Linked DNA regions of Mus musculus: regions 1, 2, 3, 4, 6 and 7 are each linked to region 5. The links are chromatin loops, found by intact Hi-C in ENCODE. Cell type or tissue: heart. All regions are shown on one strand. Links, peaks and the distances in the headings refer to the core of each region. The heading gives the core; the rest is flanking DNA.

The links. A loop is a pair of places that touch in the nucleus more often than their neighbours do. Peaks named below come from ENCODE experiments on the same cell type or tissue, not always from the same donor. Only the 100,000 strongest peaks of a DNase experiment are listed, where the experiment ranks them.
Region 1: a loop joins it to region 5, with 4 times the contacts of the local background. A loop is called at or near these places in 20 of 42 quality-filtered maps.
Region 2: a loop joins it to region 5, with 2.5 times the contacts of the local background. A loop is called at or near these places in 11 of 42 quality-filtered maps.
Region 3: it touches region 5 in a loop (4-fold over the local background); 11 of 42 quality-filtered maps call a loop at or near these places.
Region 4: it touches region 5 in a loop (8-fold over the local background); 10 of 42 quality-filtered maps call a loop at or near these places.
Region 6: a loop joins it to region 5, with 2.4 times the contacts of the local background. A loop is called at or near these places in 20 of 42 quality-filtered maps.
Region 7: it touches region 5 in a loop (8-fold over the local background); 24 of 42 quality-filtered maps call a loop at or near these places.

The regions. Positions count from the first base shown.
Region 1 is chr12:16,004,518-16,008,831 of GRCm38, forward strand. It overlaps Gm36235 (a long non-coding RNA gene), which reads right to left. Exons shown (of 8, transcript XR_872507.1): 2 at 2,620-2,725; 3 at 791-967. Among named protein-coding and RNA genes, the nearest start is that of Gm36235, 8.9 kb to the right of the region's middle. In heart, for the core only: no CTCF peak of the experiment used is centred there; a DNase peak (open chromatin) is centred at 2,344; H3K27ac peaks cover 343 bases.
Region 2 is chr12:16,155,747-16,160,060 of GRCm38, forward strand. No RefSeq gene overlaps it. Among named protein-coding and RNA genes, the nearest start is that of Gm48606, 74 kb to the right of the region's middle. In heart, for the core only: no CTCF peak of the experiment used is centred there; a DNase peak (open chromatin) is centred at 2,345.
Region 3 is chr12:16,139,156-16,143,469 of GRCm38, forward strand. No RefSeq gene overlaps it. Among named protein-coding and RNA genes, the nearest start is that of Gm48606, 91 kb to the right of the region's middle. In heart, for the core only: no CTCF peak of the experiment used is centred there; a DNase peak (open chromatin) is centred at 1,756.
Region 4 is chr12:16,183,810-16,188,123 of GRCm38, forward strand. No RefSeq gene overlaps it. Among named protein-coding and RNA genes, the nearest start is that of Gm48606, 46 kb to the right of the region's middle. In heart, for the core only: no CTCF peak of the experiment used is centred there; DNase peaks (open chromatin) are centred at 1,792 and 2,502; H3K4me3 peaks cover 1,244 bases; H3K27ac peaks cover 2,231 bases; H3K27me3 peaks cover 223 bases.
Region 5 is chr12:15,814,854-15,819,167 of GRCm38, forward strand. Trib2 (tribbles pseudokinase 2) reads right to left here and starts at 1,932. Exons shown (of 3, transcript NM_144551.5): 1 at 378-1,932. The coding sequence starts at 647. It overlaps Gm5432 (a long non-coding RNA gene), which reads left to right and starts at 2,084. Exons shown (of 3, transcript XR_001780551.2): 1 at 2,084-2,244. In heart, for the core only: CTCF peaks have their summits at 449, 1,265 and 2,205; DNase peaks (open chromatin) are centred at 1,128, 1,538, 2,078, 2,768 and 2 weaker places; H3K4me3 peaks cover 2,929 bases; H3K27ac peaks cover 2,935 bases.
Region 6 is chr12:16,011,836-16,016,149 of GRCm38, forward strand. Gm36235 (a long non-coding RNA gene) reads right to left here and starts at 3,691. Exons shown (of 8, transcript XR_872507.1): 1 at 3,568-3,691. In heart, for the core only: a CTCF peak has its summit at 2,628 (motif pointing left); no DNase peak of the experiment used is centred there; H3K27ac peaks cover 1,401 bases.
Region 7 is chr12:16,531,302-16,535,615 of GRCm38, forward strand. No RefSeq gene overlaps it. Among named protein-coding and RNA genes, the nearest start is that of Lpin1, 56 kb to the right of the region's middle. In heart, for the core only: a CTCF peak has its summit at 2,191 (motif pointing left); DNase peaks (open chromatin) are centred at 1,380 and 2,110; H3K27ac peaks cover 824 bases.

The sequences.
Region 1 (4,314 bases), core at 225-4,224, 190 kb after region 5:
TAGAGAAAAAAGAATTCTCTCATGCATCCTCCTTGCTTAGCAGAGCCAGAATTATTCACACAGTTCTGGGGCCATCCTAGGGAATGATGCTGCCCACAGTGGGGTGGGCCAATTAACAATCCAGGTATTTCCCCAAGGACATTTCCATAGGCAAGGTGATCTAGACAATTCCTTAATAGAAGAAACTCTTTCCAGGTGATTCTAAATTGTGTCAAGCTGATAATTAAAATTAACCAGCATAGGTACAATGCTACAGTTAGACAAGAAATAATGCTTTGTAATCTGTGGTACAACAAAGCAATACAATTAATTATAATGCTTTGTATACAGTAAAGAAGAAAGGATTTTGAACATATTCATTTCAAATAAATGAAAGAAGCATAAGGTGACATATATGCTAACTAACCTTATTACTAAATGTATACATTAATCAAAACATCACATTATGCCTCATAAATATATACAAAATGTAAAAATCAAACAAGAAATTACTGTACATTCATTAAGAACTAAGAATTATTATCACACAAACTATCAAGTGGTTATCAAAACCACCACATCAGTTTGTTCTCCCTTCCTGGACAAACGTGGATCATCTGCGCCAAGTCTCTGTTAAGTATTAACTTTATGCCTAAATTCTAGCCAATGGACTCTGGGTAGAAGAGATACACTCTGCTTCCAAGCCTGGACCATTCAAACCTACCATGCAACCCTTCACATAGTGCCTTTCATTCACATGTGACAAAACACCCAACACAATACAGAGGAGGAAAGGATTTATTTGACTTACAATTCCAGGTCATTTCCATCTTTTCTGAGAAAAGCAGGAACTCAAGCAGTTGGCCATACCACAGTCAGAGGCAAGATTGAAGAAATAAAGAATTCACCCACATAGTCTGCTTGCTTAATGAAGCCAGTTTTCTTTACTCAGACAAAGGCAGCTGTGGTCAAGAGCCCTGGTAGACAACTGAACAGTGAGTGAATAAGAGAGTGCACTCAGTCTTGGAAACACATCCTATAGAAGATTTTTTTTTCCACTTAGTTTCTACAACCCATCACATGTGATATGAACTGTGAAGACCCTATATGTCAACAGGACACTGATTCTCTCTTGGAATCTCAGCACTTGGAAGATCAAGGAGGATGGGTCATGAGTTCAAGGCCAGCTTGGGCTGGACAGTGAGATTTTGTGTCAAAGGTAAGTAATAATCTCACTTCCCAGTAGCTTCGCATAGAAAACCTTTCCCCTTGTGGCAATTTGCCCGTAATACAGACAAATTTAGTACATGATTCACCCCCAGCCCTCCTAGGAGATTAATTCTGGCAAAGTTTCCTATGTTGGTTAGTTTTAATTGTCAACTTGACACAACTTAGAATTATCTGGGGAGACAGTCTTCATGAGCAATTGTATAGATCAGGTTGGACTCTAGGCACATCTGTAGGGGGTCTTGGCTGCTAATTGATATAGAAAGACCCACTCTGGATGTGGGTGACATCATTTCATAGGCTGGACCCTGCACTGTGTGACAGTAAAGAAAGTAGCAGCTGACCATACAAAAGCAAGCTCTTGACTACACGTGGTGGGGCCAGCCAACTAATATGCCTGCTTCCATGATTACTTTGAAATTACTGAACATAACCTGAAATTGTAAATTAAAATAAAACTCTTCTTTCTCTAAGTTGCTTTTAGTCAGGGAACATTATCACAGTGACAGAAATAAAACTAGAATACCCCCTTTACAGGGTTAGACATGAAAAAGAGGCTAAGATTATTGCTCGCTCTCTCACTGATTCAGGCTTTGGAGTTGATCGTTCCATTTTGTCAAGGAGACTGGACAGAAAGGAAAGAGGCAACAACTTGAGAGCATGTCTTTTCAATTGTTTGCGAGCAGTGTGGAAGGAAAAGATCTTGCCACAGTGAGTTGGAGGTTTAGCAATGAATCTTTGAGGCTGAATGTCCTGTGGTTTGGTGGTGTGATTTTTTTTTTCAGTTCTTCAGTTGTAGCCCTGGGATCTGGCATCTCTGCCCTAGAACATTCTTCTCAATAACATGGGTCTATGCTATTCAAAGCATACTTCTAAGATACCTAACAAATGTCTCTGGGCCTTAGCACCATTAGCTGTGTGGCGAGTGAGGTCCGAATCAGTAGACTTAAATGCCATTCCCACCTTGGTGAGCGTCCCTCTATGAATTCAACTCTGTGTGCCTGCATGTGTCCCAGTGCCCTCTGGTTTCTTGATGGATGTCACAAGAGAAATTCTCTCACTATAGCGGAGGGAGGATCCTTGCTTGACGTGTTACCCTTCAAAGTTGTTTCCAAGCCAAAGATTTTTGAGATGACTTTGTGGCGAGGAAGACCATGAGTCATGCTGAGCTTACTAATTCTATTTCTGGAAACCGTGGGAGGTGGTGTGATGTTGTGGAGAACAACAGAGCACTGCAGACACCCTGGTCTGGGATTGGATCTTGATTGAAGCTCACCAGCCTTGTGGGACTGAAGTAGTACTCTGACTCTGGACCTCACTCCCTTTCCCTGTGAAATGGGTTGTTGAGTTGTTAAAAAGACTCATAATACAGCATCAGGACACTATATGCTACATGGACAGGACAGAACATACCTTCTGGAACATACTGCCAGGAAGTATAATAGTCTTGAAGCTTCACAGACACTGAAGGTGTAGGACACCATATTGTTTTCAACTTCAGTGTTGCCTTCTAGTAACACTGTAAGAACGTAATTATATACTCTCCTTAATGGTCAAAGATACCCAATACATTATCCAGAAAATAATTGTTTCAATTATACCATTTAACCCTCATTCTCTCACATCTAACATAGAAATAATAACAGCTTCATTGTTTGCTGAAGTTAAAAGAAATTGTAAGTAAACTTGTTGAATTTGAATAGGGTTTAAATGCATCTATCCTTTTAGAGATCGGATAGGTGCTGTGTGATGACTCTGCTGTATGCCACATGAGCTCTGTCTATAAAAATGCTAACTAGTATGTATTGAATTCTTCTGTGGTCCAGGGGTTAACAAGATATTCTATACATTTTTCAAAGCAACATCCTGAGAAGGCTCCATTGCTTTAATTTTGAAAATGAGGAATGTGTTCTTTAGATAGTTAAAGGAACCTTCCCAATTCCCCTGGATACCATTCTGGGTCTCCAGCCACAAAGTCTGTGACTTCCCCAATACATGAGCCTTGGCTCTTGTTCTTCATTACTGCATAGACAGCCATGCAGGACTCCTGTCCTTGGGAAGAACATCGTGATTGGATAGAAAGGTCTTGAGGCTGATTCTTTCCGTTGGGGTGGAGATGTAGTACCTGCCCAGGCTGAGCTTCCCCTAAAGTCAGTCACAGAGCTAGAGATGGAGAATTGGGCATTAAATTCCTTTTGTCTTAATGCAATACCTAACAGGAAGGAGAGGAGGAAAGCACATCATGGCCAAACAAGAGGAGTGGCATTTCCAGAGCAGAACAAGTTTGAAAAGAGAATCCCAAGCCCTACAAAACCAAAGAAAGTTTTTGATATAAAGCAAACCATGGCTGCCATGCTATATTTGCCCCTGCATATGTGAAACCACCATTTACAGAGGACAGTTAAAATATTTCCAAGCCCTGTCATCTGTTTTCTTTTCCTTGGACTATTGATAGTTCTTTTGACAACTCTGGGACCCACTGACTTAAGACTAGTGGCCCTGGAGAATTATTATTGGTGAACCTCAAACCAGATACCTTATGTGGAAGTAGTCACCAGGGGAGGGATGGGTGGCATCTACATGCCAAGGCACAAGGTTGAATCAGCAAAGATCTCTCTCTGATCTGTATTCTTATGTTTAGACATAAAGCCCAGACAGACAGTGTGACACCTGTCTTTCACACCAGAAAACCAGGGTCTAACATCTGCTCTGGTGGCTTCATTCTGACTTGTGGCTTTGAGCTGGCTAGTTCCTTCCTCTTTTCAGCCTCTGGGTCTTACACTCTGAAGCCTTCCACCAGCCACCAAGCCTCTGATTGCTTTTGCGCCTCTCCATCTTCTAATTTCGATTTTAGATCTCCTTTGCAAGTTTGCATGGCATTTCTTTATCCACATACTTCCTGTAACATGTTTCTCGAGATTTTTCATTCGTGGGTAGTTATCTACTGATCTCGCCAGCAGGAAAGACCTTCACAGAGCTTCCTATCTTAAGTGCATTTAAGGTTTAATGTACAGGGGCTCTTCCCCAAGGAAGACTTCACAAACAAGTCACAAGTTTGTGCAGGACATTTCTAGACCTCCTGAGAAGCCATCTAGACAGACTGTCCCT
Region 2 (4,314 bases), core at 218-4,217, 340 kb after region 5:
AGGGTATCTGTGAGGAGAGATGGGAGGTGGCAACAAGTGCAAGAGACCTCCAAGCTAGTCAGGGAATAAGAACAAAACACTTGAGACTAAGGAGCTAGGAGAGGGGACCTGGGAACAATTGAATCCCTGTTTCCACTCTGCCTGAGCTTGTATCCAAAGACAATGTCATGGGTGCTTCTTGTCTCCTTACCCAGGCTGGAATGAGAGTAGGGGGTGAGGTTCCCTTGTGGGAATGCATTTTAAGCTTTGCCTCAACTGACAGCCCAGGCATGGCAGCGTGATCCCTCTGCTGGACTCAATAGCTTCTTGTTTTGCCTCTATAGAACTAGTGTAAGATTTAAGCTAGATGCCTTATGGAAGAAAAAGGGTCCCCCAAGAATATATAATGCAAATGGGCATTCCATACATAGCCACTTCCTCCCTCCAGGAAGCCAAGAGAAGCAGTGTTCCTGAAGTACAGAAAGAGCTAAACAAAGAAGCCAGCATCCTTCTCTGTGAGATTCCAATTTGAATCAGGCTGCCACAAATGTAAAACGACTTCATTTTCCTTTGCCAGATCCCCTGGGGATGGCAGGCTTGTTTGTGCCTCTGTGAAATGAAGCTCAGCCCAGCTCAAGTGCAGGAAAACACTTCTATAGGCAGGAGGCTGCTGAAGCCAGAACATGGCAGAGTCCATTCATCCTCCTCTTGGGCAGCTCATCCTCTCAGAACAAGGGGACCTCAGTCCCCAGTGGCCAGGCTTGGCAGCAGGGAAGAACTGGCTCAGATGCAATATTCAGATATAAAACTTGATGCTGTTAACCCACAGAGACCACCTTTCTCTTCTGGAGACTTCTGCTCCTAACATAACTCTGATCTAGTAGGATGGGGTGGAAGATTGTCTGTCTGTCTGTCTGTCACTCTCTCTCTCTCTCTCTCTCTCACACACACACACACACACACACACCCCAAGCAGGTGAATACCAAGTGGTCTTGCATCTTGGCTAGCATCTTGGCTCACTGGCTATGTTAGTCATTTTCCTCATTGCTATGATGAAACACCTGCCAAAAGCAACTTAATGAAGGGACAGTTTATTTGGGTTTATGTTTGAGAGTACAGTGTAATGTGGGGAGTTGGGACAGAGTTACAGAAACAGGATCTTAAACATTAGTGGGTCACACTGAGCCACAGTCAGGAAGCAAGGAGAGGTGAATATTGGTATTCATTTTACTTTTGTCCTTTTTATGCAGCCTGGGAACCCAGCCCATGGCACGCTGATGCACAGATAGACTCTGGTGGTTCAAGTGAGATGTCCTCCATTAAGTCTCTGGCAACTGAGTACCCAGGCCCCAGTTGGTAGCTGTTTAGAGAGGATTCAAATCTGTACCCTTTGGGGAGAAAAGTGTCACTGAAGGAAGACTTTGAGAATTTAAAGACTCATCTCCGCAAACCAACTGTCTCTGTTTAGTGTTTGTAAAGATGTGAGTCTCCTGCTCCTGCCTCCATGCCTGCGTTCTTCTACCATAGAACCCAACCCCTCTGGCATGGTAAGCCCAGACAAACTATTCTGTAAGTTGCCCTGGCTATAGAGTTTCATCATAGCAATAGAAAAAGTCTAATATTCATACCCAAAGATACGTTTCTGTAATGATTCAAAATCCAGTCATGTTTATGTTTATAATAAAGATTGAGTATCATAGCTCCTTTATTCTTAAAAAACACTAAGTATATATTTATTAACAACCAACTGTGTTTTAAAGAAATGCAAGATGGCTCCTGAGTTTGCATCAAGTATTTGGGAAACTTCATGATATAGGTTTAGAACCAAATCCTGCTTGCTTTGTCTGTTATTTCTTTATCTACACCAGCCACCAGCGTTGCCGCCTCCAAGCAGCCTTGCAGGGTTGCCTGAGACAATGGCCATCACAAGCAATAAAGTCTTCACCATGTTTAGTTAGCTTTGCAAGGTGGATGCTACAAAACAAATACCTTGCATATAAGCATCCTTAAGGGATGAACTGAAGACAGCAAATGTGAGCTATGGAGATGTGAGCCTGGCAGAGGAAATTAAGTGGTTTACATTCCCTGAAGCTAATTAAGCCAAGTTGACAGGTAGAGCTGTTTGACACAGGGAATGTTCCAAACCGGAAATAAAGATATTATACATGGGAAAGCTACCTTATTCAGAGAAATAATTGTCTTGACACTCTCAGCTAAGCGATCAAAATAACCCCCTCCAAAACTCTTGTAAATAAACCAGTGTTCATTTTCTACCCAGAAGACGTAATGAAGAAGCTCGGGGAGAGCACGGGGTGATTTTGGCACTGTCTGATGGGCTGTGCAGGAGACAGTGCCAGCTGTCCCTGGGCAGAGATTCAATTAGAGGAGAGTTCAGAAGTGACCAAGAGGATTAATTTCATCAGACATGGAACAAAAAGTCAAGGTCCTTCTGTCCGTAGATTTCTGTGCTTCAGCTCGTACTCAGTATAATGAGACTAGGTTAAGGACCTACATTTGATTTGGTAACATGCAGCTGGCAGAGATGGATTTCTTAATCTCGGTGCAAGACATTAAGTGAGAAAGAACACATTCACATAGATAAAATACCTGGTCTATGTGTTCCCAGGCCATGCGTGACTGAATGGGGATGCAGCTGGAAGGACATTTGTGATTGGTGATCCAAACCTGTGCAGAGTGTATTCCGACATGTGTGGGAGAGGTGAGGGGTGAGAGCAATGGAAATCTGGAGAGGCCCAGGAGCTTGGGATCTGGGTATCCCGGACTGCAACTTCACACATAGCATTAACTCACTGGTAAATTTGCCCTGGAACGCAGAGGAGTCGGTGCCTGTTTTATACATATTCTTTGAAAGTTTGTGATTCAGGATGAATGACTTCATTTTGTAAATAAGGACCAGACCACTTCCCAAAGTTCACATACGATGTGTGATTCTAGGTTCCCAGCCAATATCTCTGTGGGTCATCTCTCTGAAACATCCTTCTCTGCCAAATGACGAGTGGAGTGAACCCCTTTCTTTTTCAGAATCTTCCTGGTAGGAAGCCAAGTGTGAAAGGGTAATTCTCCAGTAAGACAGAAGGAATGAAATGTTGACCAAGCATTATTCAAGTAAAAGAACTTGGATATCAACAATACAAGGTATAAGGTGGTTAGTAGAATGTTCACTAATTACTAACTTCCTTATAGGAAGCCATGTGAAAAGGTTTTCAGCAGCTGGGTAATTCCACAGAAATACATAGAAAGAATAAAATATTGACCAAGTATTATGCAAATACAAAGAATGTGGATATCAAGAACATGTGGTAAAAGGTGATTAAGAGATCATTTACTAATTACAAGGTTGAATAATAAACTCTGTATCATTCATTTATCCACACATAAACTAATTATGGGGTGGGAGAAGAAATCTGAAACTAAGACAAATAAAGCCTATACCTGGCTCTTAGCTAAGCCTCTCTTTAAGAATATTTTATTGCCTCAAAGGGAGTGGGGAAACTGATGTAAATATAAGATATTTTATCAGTAACTGAATCTATGTAATGCACATTGACTGTTGGAATAGCTATAGAAGGACCTATAGCTTTTGTCTAATCTGGCCCTTAACATTTACTAGGAAATTTCACAACCAAACTCCCTAGAGGTGCCTTGGATAGCCCTGCAAACCACCCTTTCAACAGAGAAGAGAAGGAAGCTTGCTGAATCTAAGTGACTTCTGCAGGTTTAAATGGCTGCCTGCACCCTAACTTCTATCTCTCTGCTATCTAGTCTTCTCTATGACAATTGGCCCTTATCAAACAGTTTAATGAATGCACAAAATTACAAATAACAAAACCCAGCCTTATAAAGAAGAAATAATTGCTCTTGTTGTTATGCATGGATGAAGGAAGCACCATTCACCGGAAAGCACCCCTGGAAAGCAAGGTCAAGGGTGACCAGGAAAGAGGCTGCTCTTTCCACCACAATTGTGCCATCAGTAGGGCCTAATAAACCCTGTCTTCTCAAAGTCTGTGGGAAACAAGATGAGGCTGTCAGTAGATGTGCCCCAGGATGCTGTAAATATTTTGAAAACATCTCCTAATTCATAAAGACTTGTGCAGCTGCTATACACTAACCATTGACTGGTGACAAGGATCATCGTGGTAATTGAAAGCCAATTGATTCCTCAGGGGATAGTCACAGTTAGGAGGCAAATGACAAAGGTGCATATGCTATGGTAAGGTCAAATCAGGGGAAAGGTCTTAGCTTACACATCTAACATGAAACCAGAGCACAAAGAGCCTAAGACTATAAAAGAACAGAGAGGTGTCCAGAAATAG
Region 3 (4,314 bases), core at 165-4,164, 320 kb after region 5:
TGGAGAAGCGCAGTATCTAACAGCCATGCCTGTCTTCACAGAGCACGTACTGGGATGTTCAGGGGGGCCCTCAGGGGAATCACCACTGTCAGCTCCAGAGGCTGCACATGGAACCTGCTTCCTCTTAGTAACAGTGAAATAAAGCTGCAAATTGCCACAGACCCAGATCACAATCTTCATATCCAGGGAGCAAAGGGCTGGCAACATCTACACCCAGCACCTGGCCCTGCTGGGCTTGGGACTTAAAAGATAGGGATGCTTTTGATTCTCACTGTTGAGTCATGAAGGGAAATGTTCGTTTCCTATCAGGCCCACTCAGCTGGAATACTTTTAACGTGTCCCTCTTCTTTTCAAGCTCTCTTTCATCTCCCAAAATAGCCACATCAATGATGAATTTGTCCCGCGTGTTTTCTGCAATGAGTTTACGTCTCATTGGATTCTCATTACCTGAGCAGGAGCTGACTCATATGGGGGTCACATGTCACTGTTCCAGGCTCCGTCTCCAGGCATGGTGCTCCTACCTCCTTGCATTCGAGCCACCCCTCTCCTGCTCCTCTGACCCCACAGCTGTCTGCTCCTTCATGACTACAGAGCCACAGCCAGAATTCTGCTCAATGATGCTAATATTCCTGGTCAGACATATGGAGAGGAGGAAGGCCCTGCCTTAGCCCAGAGTCAGCTTACCTTTGTGTCTTGAATTTGGAAGGAAGAAACAATTTGCTTGCCAGTCCCCATAATCTTTATTGGAAAAGAAGCATTTTAACTGCTGGTGCTAGTGCCTGAGTTATGCATAGGATGCAGAAGCTGTCCTAAGATGTCACTAAAGGCATAATGCTAGCAGACAGCATGTCACCACACAATATTGCTTGGGGTGGGAGGGGATGGGGCAAGATGATCGTTTCACCAAATTTTATGGTCAAGTAGAACTCCCATCCAATCTAAGTGAAAAGGTGGCCTGAGGTCCTGTAATCAGGACACAACCTCTGCTCACATCTGGACTCCATCATTTCTTTGCTCCATGGTTGGCCAGGGGTTTCACCTTTGTTCAGCCTCAGTTTTTTTTTTTCACTCAGAAAATGGGTACGATATTATTGAGTGTACTAAATTACTGTCAGGAGTAAATGACATCATAACACATAAAGCATGTAGCCTGAATTCCGCTCAGTGAGGCTTAATTAAATGATGCTGTGGATGGAGCTGGGAAAGGATAGAGGAGGGAATGAATGGCCCCCAAGCATGCCTGCAGCAGATGCTGCCAGAAGTTGGATATGGACTCACTTTAAGAACTTCTGAAATCAAACTTTTAGTATCCAGGATGATGAAGCAATTCAATGCTTGAGTTCCTTTGTGCCTGAGGAGGAAGAGAACAATAAAACTGGAGATGATGAGAGAATTAATGATAAGTCCTGAAGGAATAAGACAGACGGGTTCACCGTGAAGTCTGCAGTGCATTCTGGGAACTGAGATTCCTTTTGCTGGGATTTTAAAGACGTTATGGCTCTAAATGAGCTGGTGGTGGAACAACCCAGCTAAGATACTTAGCAAAATGGCTTAACAACATGCCTTGATATTAATCTTGGAAGAATGCCTATGGAATATGAAGAAGACATTAGCTGGGAAACAGGAGGCCTGGATTCTAAATCACTGCACTATCTTAAAATAGCCCTTTCCTCCAGGGTTTCATTTGCCTTCCTTTCAAATGGCAGGGTTGAAACCTGTGTCCTTAAAGCTCCTTCCAGTGTGACACTCTGCAAGCCTTCCTGCGTCATCTCACTGAGCTGACCGGGCAGGAACTCTTCTGATTATTGCCCTCCCTACAGGGGTCCCTTAAGGGAGGAAACCCATTGAAGGACACAGGGAACTATAGAGCAAGGGTTCTGGGCTGGCTTGGAGAGGAAAGCTGGGGATCTGGGGAGGGAAGCCCCCAGCTCAGAGGCCTAGGCAAAAGCATCAGGACATACGCTGAGCAGTGGCTAGGTGCAAGGAAACCTTTGGAAGGAACTCTCCAGGGCTGCCATAGAGGACTCTGCATCTCTGGATTATACTCTGTCTCTCACGTCTGAGGGCCCTAAGGGCTTTTAATTTCTAAATAAATTTGACAAAAAGCCTTTGCAGAACAAAAGTCTGGGCAATTTTACAACAGGAGTTGAATTTCTTGCAAACATATTTTCTCATTCAGTAATCACCCAGCATCTGCTGGGCACTAGGCTTCAGTTCTGAAACAAAATAAGAGGAAGCCACCCTGAAACAGACTGTTCACAGTCCAGATGGGCTTCCAGCGCAGTCGTCGGCACAGAGGGCATCCTACTGTCTCCTAATGTCTCCCAGCATTTCAACACAGCCTGTAAAGAGACCATATTAAATACAGCACTGAACTTAAACTCAATTCCTTTCTCCATGATCCCCATAGCCATCTATTTGCTAAAACATTCTTTCACTGTGTTTTTATGTTTTATTTTTATTTTTCATTATCTGTGTTGGTGTATGTACATACACATGCACCTGTGCTTATATGTCTATGTTTGAGTATATGCATGTGTGTGTATACTCAAAGAGTCCAGAGGCACCAGATGCCCTAAGAACTGGAGTTGTAAGTTGTAAGGGTGTTGTAAGCTGAACATGTGATTGTTCAAATTAAACTATCATCCTACACACAATCAGTGCAAGCTCTTCACCACTGAGCCATCTTTCCAGTTCTCTTTTGTTTTGTTTTGTTTTGTTTTGTTTTGTTAAGACAATGTGACCCAGGTTGGCTTCAAACTCACATTGCTTCTTCCTCAGCCTCCCTAGCACTGAGATTACAAGCACCTGATGCTACCTCCATTGATCCCAGAGCACAATGGATGTCTTCTTCTGTGTAATAAAGTTGAGTGACAAGCTCTTAAGTGAAAACTTAATAATCTCAGGACACAAGCTGTGTCCTGTCTATCAACAGCATTGATTAATTTGCATAAAATATAAATTATGATCAAGGAACATTTGCTGAAGTAATGAATTACCTTTCACCATATATCAGACACTGTAGTAGAAATAATTTGAAGAGGTGTTTTAAAATAATGTATTCCCAAAAGTTATCATTTAGATTGGGAGAACAAACTGGATCAAGCAGACAAACACAAGTTACCGTACACTTTGCATAGAGTGAGTTAGATCATCACAAGATGCCTGTGTGTGGAACAGGGCTGGGGTAGAAAGGAAAGGCAACTTACCTCTGATGGGTCCACAATGGGAAACCTTGGGATACTGGAATAGAATGTCTACCTTCAGATGGTTTGTCATGACTTGAGGCAGAGAAGACACCTTAGAAGGACAGACCCTATTGGTGACCAGGCAAGGAAACAGAGAGAGAGAGAGAGAGAGAGAGAGAGAGACAGAGACAGAGACAGAGAGACAGAGACAGAGAGACAGAGACAGAGACAGAGAGAGACAGAGAGAGAGACAGAGAGACAGAGAGACAGACAGAGACAGACAGAAAGACAGAGAGGAGACAGAGAAAGAGAGACAGAGACAGAGTGAGAGAATTTTTTTCTGTTCTCTAGAAAATCTTAACTTCAGTGGTGAAGGTCCTTACCATTTTTTGAATTAGAACATAGACACTGACATTTTAAAAATTCCCCACTGTACATGTAGAAGTGGAAAAAATTCTGATCTAGGGTAAATGAAGGAAATAGAATTGCTACTGAGCCTAGTGACCAGAGCTCAACAAGAAGAACTTGTACTGATGGAAGGAGAGAACTGACTTCCACAAATTGTCTTCTGACTTCCATACGTATGTAGTAACGTATGCATACTACCCCATTGCACATAAATAAATACAAAAATAAAAGTAATTGCTATTCTAAGTATTTCTAAATCCCTCTGCAAAGTGATTTCATATTTTTCTATAAACACCCTTGCAATAAAAATTATACTGTAATAGCCTTTGCCTTTCTGAAATTCATGAATAATTGCCTCCCCAAATTAGTATTCTAGAGCCTGCGTATCCAGTGTATGTTTGGAGATTAAACCTTGAAGAAGTAACTTGGATTAAATGAAGTTTTAGATGATCCCCAGACCAGTGTTTCTGGTATCCTGTCAAAGAAGAGAGACAGAAAGTACGGGAGCTTTAAAGGACCAAAAGCTGACAATATCATGAATTAGAACTTTTAGCCTTTCAGTATGAAACTAATTTTCTCCTATATGTGGGAACTAGGCTTCTGTGTTAGTCTCCCTGTCTGTGGTATATTTTTCTAGTCATCCTTTGTACTTCATATATGAGTGACATTTGTAGGTTTGCAATAAACAAACCAGTAAACTAGCTTTCCCAGAAACCTG
Region 4 (4,314 bases), core at 228-4,227, 370 kb after region 5:
GAAACTGAAGTATGTGTGGAGACAATGCTGATATGTGGTGACTACTCCTGAGATGATCTCTTCGTAAAACTACAGCAAATAAATACTAAGAGCTTCGTTGGCTAGGACTGCAAAGGACACTTATGAAGGAGCTGGTTTTATTCAGGGCACATCGTAGAAAACCAGGAGTTGCAGAAAGCCATGCAAAAAAAGTCCCATTTGGACTTATCTGACAGAAGAGAGAATAAGGGTGTACTTTACACTGAGACTACTGCACTGTGGTGTTTCGGGGATGCCATAGTGAGCGGAGTGTTGACAGATAGTTTACATGGTCAAGGGCAGACCCTGTCCTCATTGATAAATCCGCATTCCCAATTCTACAGACATTAGAGAGAAAAGGAAAAAAACACACAAAGGAAAAGTGGTCCTGACAACGAGAAGAATAATAAATATATAGTTGTCATAAAGAATAAGAATTGGAAATCAGGCTCCCACTCTCTTGCTTCACTGAGCCGATCTCATGGCGCTTCAGTTTCTGTATCTGAAAGCTGGGAGAAGATTATGGATCATAAGTGGCTGTGATATCTCTGGGGCGAGGAACTCCATGCTTGCTGTGTGGTATTCAGCAAATATCCACCTGTGTGCTGAATTCAAACTTGTGATATACGTATGTTCCCCTCAGAACTGTCATTGGTCTTTTCAGAAGAGTCCCTGTGCTCACTCCCTGAGGCTCAGGGAGGTGTGTTGGGAGTGACAACCATAGTTTGAAAACTTCACTCATCTTGAATGTGTATCTTTTCATAACTGGGAAACATCGTGAGCTGCAACCTCCTATGGTCTATTGACAAAATAATTGGCTCAAGCTCAGAGCATTCTTAGGATTGTTCCTTGCCTTCTTCACCATCATGATTTCAGTCTTATTATGCAACTCTGAAGGTCAAACATGTTACTGGGGATGCGATCTCACAGCACTCAGATGATGGGTAACAGTAAGGACATTTAACTCTTATTAGATTTGTATGTTTTCTTCATCACAAAGTCCCATACTTGGACTGGGGATTTGACTCACTTGGTAGAATGCTTGCTGCCCCAAGCCCTTGGTTCTGTTGCCAGCAGCACACAAACCAGGCATGCAATCCTAGCACTTAGAAGGTTCAAACAGGAGGATCAGAAGTTCAAGGTCATCGGTAGCCACTTAGTGGATTCAGGCCAGAGAGATAAACAAAAAATCCCAGGACTGCTATTCATGAGCAAGTAACAAAACTTCTCCAGCCCCAGGCTTTGAACTTTAGGAAAGGTTCAACAATGGAAGCACCAACCATGAGGTGGATTAAGCATATAAAATCCTTACTGTGTGTCCGAGGCTCGGTGTCTAGCTATTCTGGCCACTGCAGTGAAAATAAACCTAAGTACAAATTCTGCTTTTGTGATTACTGTCCCCAAGATCCAGATACATAAAAGGTTTTGGACTCCTCTTTCTCATCTGTAGAAGAGAAAATGATACTCCTATAGATTATAAAGAGTGGAAAAGACTGAAAAAAAACACAGGAATAACTCCTTTGTTTCAAGAGGATTCCTACAGAACATATTCTGTAGACCCCGAGTTACTCACCCTCAGGATTATGCCCCATATAACTGTTTTAGCCAACCAGTGAGACCTGTAAGCCCCGCACTCAGAAGGACGAGGCAACTTGAATCTGAGTTCCACGACAACCCGAGCAGCGCAGTGAGACGCTATCTCTGGAACCCAACCAACCAAGCGGCCCCTCCAGCAGGAAGTGAGTTCAGATGAGGCTAAGCCGTTTTCCCCCAACACCAGCAGAGCCCTGGGTTCCCTTATCTTGACAGCCATGTGTGTGTGAAGGAGGTCAGTTCGCACTTGCGCCTGCCTGTCAGCTATTCTTCAAGCTTCCAAAGTTTGGCTGCAGGTTGTAAAATCATATTAAGTTCTGGCAGTTTAAGAAGCGTGCCCGGAAAAATAACCAGAGCAGGAAGGAGAAGAGAAGTATTTGAAGGGCGCAGATGGATTTTGCAGCTGGGGAAGGGAACATTAGCATTAGCGAAATGTCTGTGGTGGAGCCCAGGTTTCCTTCACACAAAGGTCACATCCCTTCACTGTGAAGAGAATCATGTTGAAGGTATGATGTTGCCGTTGCACTTTATCGTTCCCCATCCTGAAAGGTTTTCATCTTGGCAGCCTTTTCCCCTCTACTAATCCAATTCTCCTTGGAAAATGTCACTCCGCTTGAATTTTCATAGCTCTTCCCCTCACTTGGGCACCTGGGAGTTCCGGATCAGAGCTGCGAAGCCCACGAGAGGAGGAGACGCATTTCATTATTGTGGGCGCCGGATGAGTTAAGCTATAAAGAAATGCCAGGCAGTTTCTTTTCTGACTTTTTCCCCTTGGTCTGTTTTTCTACATCAGGCTGTCTCTATTGTATAGGCTAGATGGTCAGCGGAAAGTGCAGCTGCCCTCTCACGGGGGAGTGACAAGATGAGACACACATAGGGACTGTCAGCTGACCCTAAATACCATTCTAAGGAAAGAACGGGATTGGCCATGGAAGAAGAAACCTCTTCCGGAGCTTCACACCACACCAAGCTCTGCACAAAAGGGGGAGTTAGACAAACTGCTTAAAGTCAGTGGGCAGTGAAAAGAAGCTGGAAGCGAGCAGACCCAGACCTCATTGTCTCTCACATGTACCCAGTACCACAACCCCACAGAACATTTCTGTGGGCATGGCACCCTGGAAGAAGAAAACTTGACTTAAAATGTAGTCGATTTGGTTATTTTGTGGCATTAGGGATCTGGAGCTCCATCCCACAAGATCTCCATATAAGCAGACACCACACACAGCCCAGTGGATGTGGTTCCGAAGGAAATACTTTCCTTCATTTTTAAAAAATACTCATTCTGAGATTCACACAGAGCAGTTAATTCTCCGTGACCGGGTGTAGCTCATGTAAGACACTGATGGAGCTGGACACTGAGACAGAAAGCAAAACCAAGCCAACTCCAAAAGATCCAAAAGCATGCATGGTAAATTCTCTGACCACTGTATCAGTCCAGACGGAGCAAACCCCGAAGGACCCAAGCCTCTGTGTATTTACAGATTCAGCAGCTTGGTAAATAATCTGGAAGTCAAAATGGGAGATCACAGCAGAGCTCAGGAGCTGCTTTCAAATGAGTGACAGGTAATTCACAGCATGCTGATAACTGTGAGATCAGATAGATGAAAGTGTGTGGTCTTAGGGAAATGTATTCTGAAACCGGACAGAGAGGTCAAAAAAAAAACAAGATACCAAATATAGCAGAAAACCAGAGAAGGGGAGGACAAATAAAAACAATGAAAACACTTGAAAAGCTGGGTCCAGAAAATTGCAATAAAATCATAAATCCTAGCTCAGGGAAAGATTTCTTGTCAGTGGCTAATCTCCCAGTTTTCTCTGGATACAGAAAGGGGCCTACAGATAGACAAACACAGAGACATACAGTTTGGAGAAGGAATTAGGTATATCAGAGATCACAATTATCAACAATTTTAAATCAATCAATAATAAGGAATATCAGTAACTATGGCAGATTCCAACAATAGGCCATAATACATCAATTAAGATTATCTAATATTCTGCCACATGCTTCCACAGAGACAAATATCACAAACTGAGGAAGGTTGTTTAAAGTAGGACTTACTTTAACACTAATGCTGAATTGAAAACTAGGGAAACCAGTCCCCTATATAAAAGAGAATCAAAATTATGATTCCCTGGGGGGAAGAAAGTGGTAGCTAAAAATGAAGACTGTTCACAGAGTTTGGGAATCTTGGTTAATACTGTCTTCCTGAGTTCTAGAGGGGCTTTTGTGGAAGTGTTTCTACACTTCAGGTTGTTTCCAAGCTATATACATTCCAGTTTAGGAATTTTCTATATGTGTCTCGGAACTTAAGCTTTTATTTTTCAAAATCAATAGGGGATTACTACTTTGTACTGTCAGCTTGTGTGCATTAGACTCCCTAGAGAAGAAACCTCTGAGTGTGCCTCTGAAGGCTTTGCCAGGGAGGTGTAACTGAGGAGGGAAGGTCCACCTTAATAAGAACAGCATCGTCCTGTGGGTTGCTATGTTTGTAGTGGGCCTGCAAGGGGGGATCCCAGGGGCTTGCACCAAAGCTCCCAAGAGCTTCTGAGGTCAGGCCATGTGAGGCAGAAGCAAATTCCCTGCAAAGTGGCTGTGAGAGGTCATTGCATGAATATCTCTGTCTCTGTCTGGCTTTCTCTGTCTCTGTCTCTGTGTCTGTATCTCCCTCTGTCTCTCGCTGTCTCTCTCTGTCTCTGTCT
Region 5 (4,314 bases), core at 104-4,103:
AATCAGCCCGGTGCACCCGAGCTCTACGAGCCTCCTAAGGGGCACGCGTGTCCGTGCCCCAGTTCAGATTCGCCGCCCTCCCTTCCCGGATCTCCCCAAAACGCCCCCGCTGCAGCCCGCCTCATTGTCTGAAACGGTCTGAAAACTTCGCAACTAGTCGAACGTGGACAGACACACAAATAAACCCTCTTAACGAGGCCACGCATAATGATCCCGGGAGTCTTTCGCCCCTGGACTTGAGAGCTTTCCGACCTCCCGCACCGTCCCCGGCCCCTGGCAAAAGACCCAGGATGATTTTTTTTTAATTTTTTAAAAAAAAAATTTTAATTTTTTTTAAGCAAAAAAACAAAACGCAAAAGCAAAGCTGGGCTGGTTACCTTGCAAACCAGCTCCTCTCCGCTGTGCAGATGCACAGCGCGGAAAACGTGGTCTCCCTCCAGAGGCTCCAACAGTAAGTATTTCCCGATGCAAGAAACGCAATGCGACAAGTTCGGAGTCTCGGGCGGGCTCGGAGAGCCAAGGTTCGGGCTGAAACTCTGGCTGGGCTCAGCGGACCTTATAGACGACAGCTCTTCGAAATCCTGGGTTTTGTTCCGCGATCTCCCATATCTCGCTATTGTGATAGGGGTAGACCTGTGTATGTTCATGAGTGTGAGGATCGCACACGACAAAACAAACAAACAAACCAAAAAACCCCTCTGGAGAGATGGATGAGCCGCGCCGGTGCAGGCGCCTCGGTGCTACCGACTTAAAAGGATCAAGAAGGGAGGGGACCCGTCTGGGGCTCCGTGGAGGAAGAGTTAAGAACTAGCCCCCAGATGGGCGCTGCAGGGCTGGTCCCCGGCTGCGAGCCCCGCTCCCGGGGGTGCTCGCTCTGCGGACAACTCGGGTCCTTTTGTTACCCAGAAGCTGCCAGCGCGGTGCAGAACCGCACGCTGGACTCAGTGGGTCTCTGTTCGCAGCGTGGATCTGGACGAGTGAGCGTGCCTCTGGGGTGAGGAGCTGCAGCGCCGGGCTTCTGAGCGATCCCCAGCTGAGGATCCGCAGACCGGGCGGAGAAGCCCTGCGTGGAGTTTGTGCAGTCTTCAGGGAGCGCGCGGCGCCGGCTCGCCCTCCACGCGTTAGAAACCAAACAAAAAGAAAAAGGAAATAAGCTCGGGTCTACCGGCTCACGCCGCGCGGCAGCCAGAATCCGCGCTGCACCCCCCTCTTTTTGGTGGAAAGGGTGGGGGGCGTGTAAGGGGGGTGCTAGAGAGGGCAGTTACCTAAGTCTTAACTGTAGATGGCGTCTGAGGCTTTTCCAAAAAATCGCAGAGCTGTCTCTCTCAAGAAAAAAAAAAAAAGACAGAAAAAAAAAATTGCAAAGGCGCTTTTAACTTGGGGCGGTCAGCAGTGGCAACAAAAGATTGCAAAAGCTGAGTAGGGAGTGCGCGGAGTAGGGCAGGCACAGGTACCGCGACAAAGCCCAAGGCAGAGCCCGCGCGGTCAGCACTAGCTCTTGCTGTCGCTGCTCACGTCCCAGATCCTCCTCCGATGAAGCAAGAAGTGCGGGCGGTGACCTGGGGGGTACCAGCAGCAGGAGCTTTCCGGGGGTCCTGCAGGAGCTGCCAGCAGATGCTCCCCGGACTCCGTCAACCCGCGGCGTTCCTTTTCCGCTGCACAACTGGGTCTTGAGCCTTGAAACAATTTGCAAACCACTCTTGTCTCCCGATGCCTTGCGACCAAATTGCACGGCGGGGTTTGCTCTGCAGGAAAAATAAAAATCGACGGCTTGTCTTCTTTTCTTATTATTTTTTTTTTCTTGCCACCCAGAAGTAGGAGAGGACCGTGTATTTAAAAATTAAAGGGGATGGCCACGGCGCCCTAGGCCAATCCCGGCGCTCAAGCACGCCCGCATCCCCGGGCGAGGCGGTATTAATAGTTACTTACGTGGCCGGGGATCTCGGAGCGAGCCCGGCTGTGTGTGCGCGTATGTGTGCGCGCGCGCCTCGCTTGCTCGCGCTCGGTCTCCCCATTCAATGTCACCGACACATTTCCACAGAGCCCCCGCCCTCTTCGCCGGCCCCGCCCTACCCACGCCCCGGCCCCTGTCATTGAGCCCGGAGCCCATCAATCAGCGGCGCCGCTGCCAGTGCGCGCGCGGCTCCCCTGCGCCCGCCGGCGGCCAGGGCTGCTGCCGCCACTCCTGCAGTGCCCCCACTGGGGGCGCCAGCCTCGCCCCCGGATGGCTCGGCCAGGCGCGAGGTAAACAGTGCTTTATATCCTTCCGCAGTCCAAGGGCTCTGGGCTCCCCTGGCCTGCTGTTCGCGCTGCAGCGACAGGGATGCTGGACTGTGTATCTGCCACCGTCGCCACGCAACACCGGCAGGCTCAGGTCAACTTTGAGACTTAGATCCTCTTCCCCGGGATTTTCCGCAGAAAGCCTCGCATCTTCTGGGTACCGGGCACCCCTCTGCTGCTATGTTAACCTGAACAAGCAGTTCCCCGCGGGTTTTAAAAAAAATGAAGGATTCTTGCAGCCCACAGTCTCTAGAATTAGTTTTATTCTTTCTCTCCGGTTGCTTATCATTTCAACAGAAGTCCATTGTGAGCTTGTAGTTAGTGTCACCACCCCTCCCCCACTTACCAGTTATAGGATTGGGGATCCTTTCAGAGTCTTTTGACTTCAGGACAAGGTCTTTGGGGAGAGCTCAGGAACACACACCTTTGCACCCACACTTCCAGCAAAGGATGTTGGCTCCTAGCCAAGGAGTCAGGCTTCTCCAGCCCCGGCATCTCAGTATTTAGGCCAAGAACACATTCAATACCGGGTTCAACGGAAGGCTGCACTTTGACCCTTGCTTATTCTTAACTTCCTGGGAAGGTTCTGGACCATTGGCTTGAACAGACCTGGGGAAAGTTCAGACCACAGCTTAAGCCTCTTGACTTTACCTAATGCATCCTGGTAAGAGTAGCAATGTAGCAGGGGAAAACAGAAAGAGAAAGAAGCAACCAAGGTCTGGGGCAAGACTGCTGGGCTTACTCTTGAGTTTTTACCCGCATAAGGCACCTCTTTCTATGAGGGAGGTCACTCTGTAACAATATTCTGCACTACCACTTTTGAACAGAAATAGAGAACTAGTTATAATTATACTTAACCGGGACAATAGTGGCTCTAATGATCAGGAGTTCCCTGAGGGTTGTTTCAGAGTAGTGAATGGACCTTGCTTGTTCAGCTAGCCACCCTAGAGGACAGATCTTGAGAAGAAACTAAAATGCCCCATGTCTTCTCATAGATCTCCCATCCTTCTCCCCACTCATCTGCCTTAAACTCAGACTCTGATCCCTAAACTGTCCCTTAAGGGGACCACAGCTTGAGGAAGTCACCATGACTACAGAGTAGTGTGCCATGCAGTCTCTGCCCAGTTCAAGAACAGGTCCTAGACAAACAATCTCTACAGAGGATCCATTGAGAAAGGTTCCCTGGGGCCTCTGTTGGGTGACTGTCACCAAACTTTCTTGTAGAAGTTTGAGAAACTTGTGTTCAGCATCAGTTTTCAGATTCAGAAGGAAACTGAATTCGCATGGGCTTTTTTGGTTTGGTTTGGTTTTTGTTTTTGCTTCTTTTTCTTCCCAGGATCTCTAGTTTTCGTCTGTTAAATGACAGCCCTGCGTACCTCATGTGACCCCTAGAACTGCAGTTGCAGTTCTAGGAAATATATGAAGAATTATGATAGTGTTTCTCAGCCTGTGAGTTGTGACCCCTTTGCGGTGAACAACCTTTTCACAGGGGTCACATATCAGATATTTACATTCTATGCATAACAAAAGCAAAATTACTGTCATGAAGTAGCAGCAAAATAATTTGATGTTTGGGGGTCGCCACAAGAGAAAGTGTATCGAAGGACAGTAACTTCCTGGAGTCCTGGAAAAATACGTGTTTCCTTGGGCTGTCATATTGCAATGACTACATTGCTCCTCTCTCTCTCTCTCTCTCTCTCTCTCTCTCTCTCTCTGTGTGTGTGTGTGTGTGTGTGTGTGTGTGTGTGTTTCTTAGTCCTTCTCTGGGGCTAGATTGAGCTTTAGGTTAGAGGAGACCAAATCTTCCTGATACTTGGATGTCATCACAGGGGTAAGCCTGCCTGTCATAAGCCAGTGGTTCTTTGTGGACATTGAGACAGTCTGGTGAGTCATAAAATAATACACATAAGAGCTCATTGTTGGCCATTTAGGCAGAGAAAAGAGAAAGTATGAGAGAAAAGGAGTAGGAAGACCTAGCTTTCTCCTAACTTGAATGCTCAGTGCCATCAACTGGGCTGCCCAGCCAGGTAAGTG
Region 6 (4,314 bases), core at 216-4,215, 200 kb after region 5:
CGGAGAAACAGGGCAGCCCGCAGAGACCTGCTCCGAGGTAATGAGCGGAAATAGAAAATGTAATTAACATGTCTGCCCTGAGAAAGGAGAGCTAACTCTATTACCCTCCTCCTCCCTGCTTCCATTATGAATGATTGTGTTTCAATTATGATCCCAAAAGTATTTCCTTCAGGAAATATGTCAGGGTTCCGCAATAGGAAAGAAGGAAATGGAGCCATGAAAGTTTAATTTATTGCGGTGACTGCATTTTAAAAAAAGGGGGGGAAAGAACAGAACTGCAGGGGGTGGTGACAAATACAGCGACTCACCTGCTGTGAGCAGGCCCTGTTTGTATAAAGGAGGCCCAGCCTGTCTAAACACTTGTTTGATGGTGTAGGATGGAGAAGGAGAGGGGATCCCCACCCTCCAAGGCACAGTGTGATATGCTGGCTCCCTTGTGACATTTAGGAAGGCGAGCACTTGGTTTGAGGGTGATCAGCAGTCTGGCTCCAGCACCCTACCAGATACTGGCCTGAGTGAGTAAGGTGGGCCCAGTGCCACCTCAAATCGCAGAGTGTAATAACAGTAAAGCACAGGCAGCTAAAGTGGCAGGGATAGAAACTGACCGAAAGAACTCCTCCAGCAAAGCCCATGGCAATCAATAGGTGGGGAGCCGGCTGGGGAAATCAATAGGTTACCAAGGTGCTGACTCATGCTGGTCAGTGCTCCTCCCCGGGAAAACATCATCTCTGCAGATTGCAGAGGGGATGTAGACTCCTACATCGCTGCATTCATTCATTCGTTCCTTCATTCATTTATTCATTCATGTTTCCACGCAAAGTGAGGCTGGGAATCCCACCAAGCAGGAAATCTGGACAAACATGGAGGTGGGGCTAAACCACGTTTTTCAGAGGCTCTGGGGTCTTGGACTCTGTTAGCATTCCTTCTAAGTTATGCTCAACAGTTACATGGCAAAAGCCAGGGAGGCCTGGCTTGCTATAAAAGGGGCTGTTTGGCCCCTCCTCGCTCTTCTCTTCTCTTCTCTTCTCTTCTCTTCTCTTCTCTTCTCTTCTCTTCTCTTCTCTTCTCTTCTCTTCTCTTCTCTTCTCTTCTCTTCTCTTCTCTTCTCTTCTCTTCTCTTCTCTTCTCTTCTCTTCTCTTCTCTTCTCTTCTCTTCTCTTCTCTTCTCTTCTCTTCTCTTCTCTTCTCTTCTCTTCTCTTCTCTTCTCTTCTCTTCTCTTCTCTTCTCTTCTCTTCTCTTCTCTTCTCTTCTCTTCTCTTCTCTTCTCTTCTCTTCTCTTCTCTTCTCTTCTCTTCTCTTCTCTTCTCTTCTCTTCTCTTCTCTTCTCTTCTCTTCTCTTCTCTTCTCTTCTCTTCTCTTCTCTTCTCTTCTCTTCTCTTCTCTTCTCTTCTCTTCTCTTCTCTTCTCTTCTCTTCTCTTCTCTTCTCTTCTCTTCTCTTCTCTTCTCTTCTCTTCTCTTCTCTTCTCTCTCTCTCTCTCTCTCTCTCTCTCTCTCTCTCTCTCTCTCTCTGACTCTCTTCTCTCCCTGACCCCTTTCTCCCTCTCTCCCTTTTCCACTTTCCCTCTTTCTCCAATCACTTCTGGCTGGCCTCCTCCTCCTCCCCCCCCCTTCTCAACCCCCTTTTCCATGTCTTAAGTAAACTGTATTCTACACTATGCCCCTTGTATGGCTGGTACCTCGGGGGAAGGGATGCCTCAGCATGGGCCCACCAAGGAGCCCCGCCCACCATGCCAAGCTCTTCTAACCATATAAAACACAACAGATACAGCAGCACCACATGGGGATTCTCTGCAGGAGAAAAACAAGTTTCTGAGAGAAAGAGATCTCCACAATCATTCTTAGGGAGGTTTTCCTGGCTGATTAATGGGAACAGGGAGCTGAGAATGTGCCTGCACTGACCCCAAAGACTACATGATTTCAGGCCAGCCAGGATTGCTGTAGAGAGGAACAAGAGAAGGACTAAAGTGTCATTGAGGTTGAAGGATAGGGGTAGTAGAAGATTGGGAACATGGATTTAGCCCTGACTGTACTGAAGACCTCAGGGAAGACTTCAGCATGAGGGAAGCACTGGGAAAAGCACAGGAGGAAGAGGACTTCTCATTAGAGCAAGTCGGTGGAAGGACAGAAAGTTACACAGATAGCTACAGTCAGGCAAGAGGGATGTTGAGGGCTGAGCAAGGCAGGGGAGCACAGACCAAACAGAGGGTGTCCCAGGAGCTCTGCCAAAGGTCAGTAGAGGTCAGTGTAATGGATACTGAGACACAGACTGCTCCAACCAACACTTCAGCGCAAACACCTAGGGCATGATGCGATTGTGAGAGCCATTATTGACTACATAATCAGGAACTGACTCAGACGGACCTTCACCTATCTGTTTTATCGCAGTGTGTTACCTCATTTTATCCCCAAAGCCACTAGCAGACAAGAAAGCACTTCTTCTAGCCCTTTGGGTTAAGATCAAATGTAAAGACAAAAATCAAATTCCAAAGCAGGGGCTGGAGCAGAAAGTTCTGTGCTTAAAAACACTGGCTGCTTTCTCAGAGGACATGGGTTCAATTCCCAGGAGTTGCACACAAGCTCAGAGTGCCTGTAACTCCTATTTCAGGGACGCTGACTCCCCCTTCTGGCCTCCTAAGGGGTTAGACAACAAGCTTGCACACCCATTTACATATAAATAAATAAATAAATAAATAAATAAGTAAATAAATAAGATATAATAAGAAAGGAAGGCAGGCAGACACTCCTCACATTATTTAAAAACAGAAAGACAAATCATAGTAAAGTTTAAATTTGTTCAAAATATTTAATACCTGGTGTAGTTGGGATACTAATACCAGCACTTGGTTGTTGGGGGCAGAATATTCACACTATGTAGTAAGAGTCTGAGGCCAGCCTGGCCTACTTGGGACCCCTATTAAAGCAGCAACAAAAAAGATCTCTGTCAGTTCTAGAGTTGCAAACAGAACTTGTGTCTTTTACATTTCAAGCCAGGATGTGTTTCCTGCCCTCACTCCTGGGGCCTTCCTTCCCTCTCCCCATCCCCCCTACTTTCTTCTTTATAGGGTAGCTTCTTAGGAGCCAGAACCAACAGTAGATCTTAAAAATGAGGTAGGTTGAAACACCCATGATTCCTGACAAACAGAAGGGAAACCTGTCATTACGTGCCAGGGAAGGAGAGTTGGTCCTGATCATTTGAGATCTATAGCAGCTGAAGTTATCCCCTCCACCCAACCCCCACTTCCATCCTGCTCCACCCACAACCTTTTCTTGGTATCCCACAAAGAAGGTAGCTCTGAATGAGAGAGTAAAGAAGAAATTTATAACCTCGCAAGACCCTCTAAAACAGAGCCTCACAGGAAACACACCTACCCTGATCCTACAGCAAGCCAACCTGCATTTGTTATAACCTACACACTTTTCAGATTTGCAATCAATCCCCTTGCATTTCTTTCCAACTAGAACCTTTACCTGTTGCTCTTCCACTGTTTTGCTGGCTGCATCTGTTCCCCTTAATCATCAGAGCCTCATTTTCTGATGTCTCTCCACCAATGTCATTCAACTTTACCTGATCTGTTTCCAGCATACACAGGTGTCAGCATAAGGGTTCTAGGAGTTAGGAGCGCACTCTCACTTGTGTCTGCGTACGTGTGTATGTGTGTGTGTGTGTGTGTGTGTGTGTGTGTGCGTGCGTGCGTGCGTGCGTGCGTGCGTGCGTGCGTGCGTGCGTGCGTGCGTGCGTGCGTGCGTGCGTGCGTGCGTGCGTGCGTGCGTGCGTGCGTGCGTGCGTGTGTACAGGAGTAGAGTCACCAGAAATTTAGGAGCCAGTCTGCACTCTCCTTCAGAGATAAGGGATTGAACTCTGAACAGGAACAATGGAATACTCTAGCTCCTGCCCTAAACTGCAGCTCCAGCCACTCCCTACCCATAGGGGAAGCAGCCCAACCTTGTAAAAAGACTCTGATGAATAATTAAGTCACCATTTACAAGAAACTCTAATCTTAGTGCAGTTCAAGGTAAAGACAGACTGCAGCCCTGGACAGCCAAGAACAGCATTGCCAGAACACTCAGGACACAGGCCTCCAGCCAGACAGACACTGGTATTTTTTTTTTCTAAATACTGTCGCCAAAAAAGCTCAAGTCAGAAAGTCTCTGTCCCTCTGGCAACCCCAGTATATCAGTAATAATAACAATAAAAAATAATTAGCTATGATTTAGGATTGCCTATTAAGGACTCAGCAATGTGAGTTTGTATTATTTTATTTTAAATACTACCCATCCCTCCATGAAATCTCCATAGCATTATTGTAGCAAA
Region 7 (4,314 bases), core at 257-4,256, 720 kb after region 5:
TTGAAAGAATCAAGGTGAGAAGTGAAACATCAAAGGCATCTCTTCTAAATCCAAATGTACCGTTTCTCAAGCCCACATCAGCTTTCCAGAATGTAGTAAGTACTAATGCTAACTGGAACTCTGACTACGGCTTTAGCTGCACTTAGTTCTAAGTGCATTTGGGCTTTACTAATGCTGAAGAGACTAGGGTTGTGCACAAAAAGAATTAAAGCAGAAAAACACGTTGGCTGGCTAGAGTAGTTGGCTACCATGAGTGAGGCCCTTAGTTCAATTTCCAGCACTGCTGTATGCCTGTAATGGAGGTGGTGGCAAGCAGGAAGATCCAAAAGTCAAGGCTGTCCTCAGTCACATAGCATGTTACAGCTCAAAATAACAGTAACATTTTGGGCTGCATATACATATATATATGTGTGTGTGTGTGTGTGTGTGTGTGTGTGTGTGTGTGTGTGTGTGTGTACACATACACGCTTCAGAGGACCTAAGCTTGATTCCCAGCAGTCACATTGGATCACTCAAAATCACACGTGACTCCAGTTCCAGGGGCATCCAGTCCCCTCTCCTGGCATCCACAGGCACCAGGCACACTCATGGTACTTACATACAAGCAGTCAAAATACTCATACACATAAATCGCTTTACAACTAACAGGGGTGGTGATAACTTGGTTCAGCTCCACAACATTTTGAAGATGAGTCTTTAAACTTGAGAAAACTGCCCTGTAGAATTTGCCCGCTTAGCCTTTGCTGGCTTATCCGAAGAAATAAATGTATAGAGAGCCCGTGAATTGGCCACTGGGGAAGAGCCTGATGAAATACACGTTGTTATTCAACCAATCCTATTACCATCATTATTTCCATGCTGCCTGGTAGACAGAACCCAAACTTCAGTCCAGATCTGAGTCACTTTCAGTCAGCTAAGGGATGGATCACCCAATCAGCTAATGCTGGGGGGTTGGTTTGATTTGGGGGGTTTTTTTTGTTGTTTTTTTGTTTGTTTTTTGTTTTTAGATAATCCTGAAAAATGGATCAAGATGACAAAGAACATTCTGGAAAGAAAGCACAAAGTCCTGAAATGAAAATATAACCCATTTCTTCTCAGCTTGGCTCTGCAGACCATCTCAGAAAAGGATGTTTTTACAGAGCAGAAACGTGACTGGCTGCACCTCCATTTACACTTCTTTGTTACAAAATGCATGTGACTTGTTGGGGTTCCAGCCTCGGGAGAAATCGGAGGCACTGGTGGTTACTTTCCGAAGTGAAACTTCCAACCACAACCTCCGGTGCACAAAAGGCGGAGTGAGTCACAGGAAGAGGCCACTTGCTTGCAAAATGCATTAAAAGTAATGCAGGCTGAATGGACTTCCTGCACCAATGAACAGATAGCTGGCATCGGGACAGGCTCCTCGAGGCTCCCAAACATTTCGGGGAGGACGAGACCATTAGAAATCTGGGCACATCCACCTCTACCCTGTTCCCTGCGTTCTCACTCTGCCCAGGCTGCCAGACCTGCTGTCTCCCAGGCCTGTGGCTCCCATCTGAGATTCCCCAGGAAGGCAGATCTGACTGGATGCTTCCACAGGGTCAGAAGGACACCTTGTGACTTAAGCAAGCACCTGTGGCTCGGTCTCCAAGATCCTTTAATACAAAGAGGTGAGGTGGTCTTTGTAGCAGCTTCTCCCGGTTTGAGCAAGTGGGGTGGAGCTGATGTGAGTCCTAGGCTGATAGCATTACAGCATTCCTGAGCTGGCCAGATGACAGACGTGAGCCCGGGCCTGGGCTGCAATGGTCCACAACATGTGAGTGCATCCGAACCCCATAGGACTTATTAAACTATTCTCGGAGGCCCACACCCACTGCTAGGGTCGGTAGGTCTAGGATAAGGTCCTAAACAATTTTATTTTTAACAAACTCCCAGGACAAACTCCCAGAACCTCCAGGGCCACAAAGAACAGATTTTAAATCTCAACAGACTGGCCTCCAAAGCTCACTTAAAGATTTGGGCCTCGGATTGAGCTCATCCAAGGGACATCCGCACTGAAACAGTCCCCTGAAGAAACTCCCCTGCCTCCACACAAATCCAACCCACAACCTGGCTGGTCTCCAAGCCTGGGACCACAGGGAAAGGCCTTTGTCAAAGCAGAGGCTGTTTTGAAAGGCTATTCGGTCAAACAAGAACCAACTGTGCCCCCCTGTGGCCACCGGCTTTCACTGACTTCCAGGATCAGCTTCTCTGGTCAGACTCTGCTTCCCTTTGGGGACCAAGCCTGGCTGTACCACAAGTGATAGCAATTATCCTCTTTGGTGCTACAGGATAAAAAGAGAGGTTACAAATGTAAAGTCTATCCTGGGGTGTAGAGCATGGACTTGCCTAGCATGCATGAAGCCCTGGTTCAATTCCCAGTACCAAATAAAAGACACTCATTGTGGCACATGCGTGCAATCCCAGCACTGGGGGTGGGGGTGGGGTGGCAGTAATGATCTAATTCAAAGTCATCCTTGACTATAGTGTTTCAGGCTATCCTCATGAGTCTGTCGGAGACACTGATGCTGCGAAGATAGCTCAGTGGATAAAGCACTTGCCAAACAAGTGAGGGGCCCAGCATTGAAATCCCCAGAACCCACAAAAAATTCAGATGTGGTGGTCACCTATAATCCTTGCAACTCACAAATCAGAAATGGAATCATTTTACAAGCTGACTTGAAAAGGGAAAACCCCTGGTGTTCCCCTGTACTGGGGCATATAAAGTTTGCAAGACCCTGGGGCCTCTCTTCCCAGTGACGGCCGACTAGACCATCTTCTGCTACATATGCAGCTAGAGACACGAGCTCTGGGGTACTGGTTAGTTCATATTGTTGTTCCACCTATAGAGTTGCAGACCCCTTCAGCTCCTTGGGAGTGGGTAGGTAGGGGAGCAGGGCGGGGAGGGTATAGGGAACTTTCGGGATAGCATTTGAAATGTAAATAAAGAAAACATCTAATAAAAATAAATTTTTTTTAAAAAAGGGGAAAACCCCGGAGACCCGTCACCTCTCGTATTTCAAGGGAATGGGCACAGTGCTGTTCACACTCCAGAACCATGATAGAAAACACAGATAGACAAAGATGGTCGAATGGAGTCTCAGCTCTGATGTTGGGACCAAAGGCCTCCTGAAGAGAGTTAAGTCCCAGAACCTGTTTCAAAACTGGGCCTCTTTAACTTTCCTCTATGACAATTCCATTCCAGGACCGACCGCACAGGGGTCACGAAAGCTGTCTCAGAGCTGATGGTTAAGACCAGTCCCCCCCACACACACCCAAATAGTTTTTGGCTTCTGATGCAAAATGGGAATGTGTTACTCTTTGAAACCAGACCAAGCCCTTCAAATTCCCAGGTGAACAAAGCTCGTCTCTGGGAAAGTCTAGGCATCCAAAAACTCATTCTGTCTGCATGGGGGTATGAACTGCGGGGACACAGGAGAGCCTTGGGTACCACCATGGAGGTCTGGTGTCAAAGGATAAAGAGAACACAGATGAATGAGTGGCCTATAGACAAGTTTATCCTGGTTTTTATTTCAGATAAGAGAGCCTCAGACACTGCAGTCAGGTAGCATAGATCTGTGGAGCTGTCCGAGGGTTTCTTCTGTCTGTAACATGTTGAATCTACAGACACCCGGGGACCTGTTAGAATTTGGACTCTTCAGTTTTTACCCAGAAGTGCCATTAGCATTTAAGGATGATACTCTTCCATGCCCTCCATAATCACCAAGGCCAACACAGCAATCCGCAGGAAGCCTCCGGCCATTGCTAGTACAGTGTTAATAGGATATGACCAACCTCAGCTCAAACTAGTCAAGGGCTTTGATGGACTCCTTCAAAATGAAAAACTAAGGACAAATATCCAAAAGAGGGGGACAGGGTCTATGAGGTGAAGACACCTCAAACATGGCAAACAGGACCTGTGAAACACTATGTACTGAACCTTCTTCTCTGCCTCCTGGCTCCTCAACACTCCTTCCAGGCCAGAGAGGAGCCATGGTATCTCAAACAGGTCTCTCAACTTGATGATCCAATGTGGGTTGTGCAAGGACCACATGCAATCTCTTTAGTGGAAAGGACGCATTCATATCTCTCAGGAGTAAACGGGGTTGGTATGATACCTGTATGAACTCAAATAACAGCAAAGGTCTTTACTCCCATAGTGAAGAGTTCATAGCCATAAGGAGTCTTTTTATGTGTGTTCCCAGTCCATTTGTGTACAGACCGTCGAATGGATGTGCATGACTTATATGCCCATACATGTAGGAACCAGGGCCTCCAGTGTTGTTCCTCCTCAGG